Linked DNA regions of Mus musculus: region 2 is linked to region 1. Evidence: chromatin loops called from intact Hi-C (ENCODE). Cell type or tissue: gastrocnemius. All regions are shown on one strand. Each heading gives the region's core, and the rest is flanking DNA. Links, peaks and the distances in the headings are about the cores only. Region 1 has its middle 15 kb from the start of Gm32307. Region 2 overlaps Zmiz1os1 (a long non-coding RNA gene).

Region 1 (2,909 bases), core at 130-2,629:
TTTTTTTTTCCTCCTGGAACTCCCATAGTAGCCCCACCCTGCCTTCCCAGACTGAAAACCAAAATGCACTTTCTTATTGCATCGAACACTTACCAGGCTCATCCTGGCTCATGCCACACACCTACTCACCCCCATGTCTCCCTGCCCTATCTAACTCTTAAATGTCTTTTATGTCATAGCTCAGTACTACCTCCTTTGGACTGTGTGCAGGGTTTCCCTGTCTACCTTGGTACTAAGGTGTTTGGCCCCCAATGCTCCTGTGGGTAGCTCTCACCAGCTATGATATCTTGACCCCCTCATGACCCTAAAAATGTCATAAACCAAGAAACTTCATGTCCCTTACACCACATCCTGTTACAGAACTCAGTAGATGCTCAAACCTCATTTTGGAACTTGAGTTTCCAGGGGAGGACAGTGAAGCTTGGTGCTCCAGCATCCTGCTCTCCCTCACTCTCACATCTTCTGCTGTGCACCACAGGGGCACTCCGGTGTGGGAGAGTTGGCCTCTGAGATCACCAGAGCCATTCCCCTGTCCCCAATCCCTAAGCCCAGGCTCTTCCCCCTTTCAGGCTTAGGGGACCTTTGAAAATTAGCTCCCCCCCTAGCCCCAGTTGATCATACAGCAGCTCCCACAGACTAGGAAGAAATCCAGGGAAGCCACGGTGATGACACACTGTTTGCTCTCAACCTGTAAGTGGTAGAATTGTGCCCCAGCCACATGCAATGGTGTCTCACGAAATCTCATAATGGGGCACCAGTCAAGGAAGGATCTGTGTGGCATGTGATAGTCTTTGGGTAAGTTCACCCCAGGGCAGGAGGGCATGAATCCAGTGGCAGGTGTGTCCTTACAAGGGACAGAAAAGACAAGACACTCAGTGCTATGGGCCATAAGCCAGAGCACGGATGCTTGTAATGGTGGAGGTAGAGGCTGTGGAGTTGCAGCGGGAGGCACAGGTAGCAAGGACTGAAGATCCTAGAGCCCCATGCAGGATGGGGGAACGCTGGAAGCTGGGAGTCACAAGTAGGTAAGAGAGAAAGAGAGAGAGAGACAGAGAGAGAGACAGAGAGAGACAGAGAGACAGAGAGACGAGGGGGACTCACGTGAGGTCAGCCTGTACACTGCACAGCCAGCCTAGCTGGCACCTTTGCTTTAGACTTCTGGCTTGTACAACAGAGTGTTTAAAGCCACCCAGTGTGTGCTCATTTGTTACCTAGGCAGCACTAGGAAACAAACAGAGCCAGGCAGAGTGAGAATCTGGTCGGAGCCTGAAGGACTGTGGGGATGGACTTCGTGAGGATCTCCCTCTGCCTTTGCCAACACGAGTGGGCCTCTCTGCTCTGCTTCCCACCTTGGGACCTTTAGCTCCTTTCAGGCCATGCTCTCCCTCAGCCTGAGCTGCTCCCAGCCTGCCTTGCTCCTCTCTTCCCGTATCTCTGAATTAGAAGCACGTGTGACATCACTTCCCAAGTTCCAAAATGTCTTCTGCTTGGTAGCCTTGCTCATATCAGCCAGCTAACCTCTCACCACCCTAAAGCCACCAGGAGCTAATGTTATAACTTAAACAGAAGTCACCGGACAGACATCTTCAGCTGAGGGCTCCTAGGCAGCAGGTCCTATACCTGATCATCCTGGTCATGGGCACCCTGGCAGATTAACTGTGTGTAAGGTGTCAGCCTTGTGTTCTGGTGTCAGCAGAAAGACATGTCAAGAGGCAGGATACACCCGGCCAGGGCAGGAGCAACCACTCTGAGACTCACTTTCTCTGGACTCGAACAATGTTAGTAGGGAAGGAAGTTGGGGGAGGAAGAATGGATTTTATTTATTTTAATTTTTATTCTTCACACACATTCCATCCCAACCATGCCTTCCCCTACCTGTATTCCTCCAAGTCCTCCCTCCCCTCCCCATAAGCCCTCTCTTCCTCAGTTTCCCTTTAAAAGAAGGTCAGATCTTTCAGGGATAGCAACCGAACATGGCATAACACATCACAATAAGACAAGGCAAAAAAATAAAAAAAGAAATCTTCATATCAAGGCCAGGTGATCCAGTAGGAGGAGAAAAAGGGTCCCAAGCACAGGCAAAAGAATTAGAGACAGCCCCCACTTCTGCTGTTAGGGTTCCCACGAAAAAACACCAAGCTATGCACTCACAAGGTATATGCAGAGGACCTGGCTCAGACCCATATAGGGACCATGGTTGCTGCTTCAATCACTGTGAGGCCCCATGAACCCTGTGTAGTTGATTTTGTAAGCTGTGTTTTTATGGGGTCCTCAACCTTCTGGCTTCTAGAATCCTTCCATCCTTTCTTCTCATGGTAGGGTGGATTTTAAAACATAGAAGGGAAATTAGTAGCCCTAAACTCTTGAGAGGGGTCATCACACCAAGCAGAGGATGCGCCTGACAAGTGTCTCAGAGGGGCTTACTGAGCTGGGTCAGAGTGACTCAGGACGTCCAGACTGAACATCCAGTGTTCAGATCACGTGGGATGCTGGCCCTAAGTGCCTGAGCCTGCTCACTCTATCCTTAGTCCCTATAACAGATGGCACACACAGCCTTCCTCTCACTCATCTTCCCCCATCCTGAGGACTGGCTCGTTTTATTCTTGCTGCATAGATCAGGGTTTGGAGGTGAAGGCTCAAGGTCACAGGGCCACTAGCGAGTGGTGGTCAGCTCTGGAACTCGGGTCAGAGGAGCCAGAGATGTGTGAGCCGAGAGCTGGGAGATCCTGGATGGATGTCCCAGTGCAGAGACAGCTGCCGTGCCCGTTACAGAACCACTGTTGGCACTGACTTAAGGGTCCATGGCAAAGTTCTCTATTTCAAGAGCTGAACCGTGGACAGCAGGAGAATGCCTTGCTTTATGAAATATCCCCTGAGGTGTTGGGCTAAAGGGAAGCAACATCTTGGAC
Region 2 (2,909 bases), core at 192-2,691, 190 kb before region 1:
AAACCAGTCCTTTAAGAGGGTGATGCTGCCGAGTCAGGGTTGGCTAATGGACTGGAAATGAGCTAGGGCTCATTGGAGATGTCAGTGTGTGGGATAGGGTCAAAACAAGCTGCCCAGCTAGATGGGCCTCACTTTCTTCTGCCTGACTCAGTCACTCAGGAGTCCCAGATTCCTCCATTGTAGAGTGGAGTGCTTGTCCCCATGTTCTATGGTTCTTGTGAAAGTTGTGGGTGCCTGCTTCCACCTGCCTAGATATCTCTAGTCCTTAACATTATTCACCTTCTCTTGGTCTGCATGGCTCCTGTTCACCCTTCAGGAGATCCTGCTCAGTGCTACCTCCTTCAGAAGTCTTCCCTTGTTAGCAAGGCCAGGCAAGTATCCCCACTGTGGGACCTTCCTCTTTTCCTGTAGCATATTCGTGTTCATCCCTCATTGGCGTGTGAGTTTCGTGAGCTCACGGGCCCTCTCTGCTTTTTTTCTCCTGGGCTCCTATGCTTAGTCCCGGGCCTGGTACTTCAAGGGCATTCAGTGAAGATTTGCTAAATAGGTGGTGAATTTGAACTGCCTCCTGTGCAGTGGTAACCCAGTACAATGCAGTCTTTCCTATGTGATGTGGCCCTTGGGTCCACTGATCTTCCTCCTTTAGGGATGCAGTGGCTGTTGTGTCAGGAAGCTCTGCTCAGCCTGGGTGGGTCTGTTTTCCTGCAAAGAGCCTCCCACACTCAGTCACTGATGCAACCAGGGGAGGAAGAGACCAGGTAATCTGTGCCTGAGGCCTATGCTCTACCTGGGCACTGCCCAAAAGGAAACACTGTTTGCCAAGAAGTCTTAAGATCTTCCCCAGGAGTAGAGGATGGTAGAAGAGAGTCTTTACGCATGCAGGCTTGTTTTCTCGCCTGCCGACCGTTCATAGCTATCTCCAAGCCCACAACTAAGGCTGTGTTCTGTCTAGGTTTCTGGGTTATGGTCCTTCATACCCACCCCCTCCCCTGGCTCAATCTGTGCCTACCCTTTTCATTTTCTGATCCCACGGGCCTGACTTACCTTCGCCTGTTTGGGCCTCACTTTCATGCATCAAGTGGGACAAAGAACATTGGGAGCTCGGTAGCATTTGGAGGATCTGGTAGACTAACCAGTACCCATTACACATTAGTTTTTGAAAGCCTGTCAGTTAGATGTTCCTGACAGAATGCAGAATCCTTTCTCTGGGGTGTAAGAGACCTACAGATACTGATCCGAGGAGATGCCCATGCATAGAAGTTTATGGAAAATGTTGGGAGTGCAACTCTAGGGGGTGTTTATGAGCATGTATTGCTCCTTGGGACTGTAATGCATGCTTTAGGGGGCAGCTGGCCACTAGCTCCACCCAGTGCTCGGAGGATGCAGCGTCTGCAGCCACCAGTTTGCTCTGCAAGGATGTGGCTAGCTGGATATCACAAACCAGCCACAAGAGTCCAGTTGTCCTAAGGAGGTCAAGGGCCTCAAAGAGCCTTTGCTTTGGACCCCGTACTGTTCACATAATGGCCTCAATGCTCAAGTACTGGCCTGGGAGAATTCCTGCCTGTCCACTTATGCACGCATGTACATATGTATGCACACCATTCATACGCTTATGGGAACAGAACTGCAGACTGATTTATTTACTAGCACGGACAATCTGAGTGTCTTCCAGCTTGTCCTTTGTTCAGTGTCAGAATATGATGCCAGGTAATGCCCAGAAAGAATCTTCTATTTAGTTTCTGCTGCCTTTCAGCCATCCCCATTTTACTGGCTAGAGAACGGAGGTAAGAAGGGATAAGTGCTTTGCCTTAGGATCCAAAGCAAGGAAGTGACAGAGCCAGTAGCAACAAGAAAGGTACCAGGGTGTCCTGACCAGTGTTGGGGCTCCTCTGGGAGGTGGTGTCTGCCCCACTGGAGAGTGTGATTTAAGCATCTTCTCCACTCAGCACTCCCATTTTGCAGATTGGAAGAGTGACTGTGCTCACATCTGGTAAGCTCTGAGCAGGGGCTGTGGTTTCAGCCCACACAGCTGGGAAATTCCAGGCCTGAGGCTGCTGCTGGGTGCACAAGGTTCATTTAGAATCCAAATGAAAAATAATGATACTAAAAAGGAGCTTGACAAACACGGTTGCATACAGAAGCCTGGGGGCCGGCCATTTCCTGAGACTGCTCTTCAGGGCTGCCTGCCTGCCCAAGGCCTTGCCCACTGCTGGGGATCCTTGGCCAGCCAGCCGATGGCCCTGGCAGAGCCTCTAACTGAGCCCTACCCCCAGTCCTGCTGACACAGGCATCCTGGTCCCTTACCTCCCAGCCCTCCCTTGCCTGCTGGCAGGCTGTGGTAACAAGATGCCCTTTGTGTGTGTGTTGGGGGAAGGGGGCAGTGGGCAGCTCCTATGCTGCTTCTTGCTTCTGAGTCACAGCTCCTGCCAGCTCTGGGGACAGAGAGTTGCAGGTGACTGGCCAGGCGGCAAGAAGCCCAAGACCTTGGAGATGACCTCAGACAACCCCTTCCTCAAACAGTGGGGAAAGTGAGGCTGAGAAGGGGGAAGGGAGTGTCCTCTAGGCACTTGTTAAGGGGGAACATACTTCTGTAGCCAGGGGCTTCCACACTTGCAGGGACTTAGTAATATCCTTTGTTCACCAGAATAGCTACTGTGTCCAGGGACACATATGTACAAGCTCACACATGTGCATGTGAGCACATGTTCATAAGCATGTGATTGAATGAACTTGTGTCAGTATTCATGTTTCCCTAAGGTCCCCACACTTCCTCCAAGACTTTAAGGCCTGGCCTCAGGGACATTTGTCTATTCTGTCTGATGCAGAGGTGACCTAGGCTTGTCCTTACCCACTGCTTAAACATTTCCACCAAGGCAGCTGTGTGTCTGTGATGGGCAGTTCACTTCTTG

The links. Hi-C counts contacts between places; a loop is a spot of excess contacts. Peaks named below come from ENCODE experiments on the same cell type or tissue, not always from the same donor. Only the 100,000 strongest peaks of a DNase experiment are listed, where the experiment ranks them.
Region 2: a loop joins it to region 1, with 2.9 times the contacts of the local background. A loop is called at or near these places in 1 of 42 quality-filtered maps.

Annotation. Positions count from the first base shown.
Region 1 is chr14:25,182,539-25,185,447 of GRCm38, reverse strand. No RefSeq gene overlaps it. Among named protein-coding and RNA genes, the nearest start is that of Gm32307, 15 kb to the left of the region's middle. In gastrocnemius, for the core only: no CTCF peak of the experiment used is centred there; DNase peaks (open chromatin) are centred at 843 and 1,181; H3K27ac peaks cover 2,003 bases.
Region 2 is chr14:25,371,225-25,374,133 of GRCm38, reverse strand. All of the region lies in intron 1 of Zmiz1os1 (a long non-coding RNA gene), which reads left to right. Among named protein-coding and RNA genes, the nearest start is that of Gm41113, 6.6 kb to the left of the region's middle. In gastrocnemius, for the core only: a CTCF peak has its summit at 1,355; a DNase peak (open chromatin) is centred at 2,287; H3K27ac peaks cover 2,291 bases.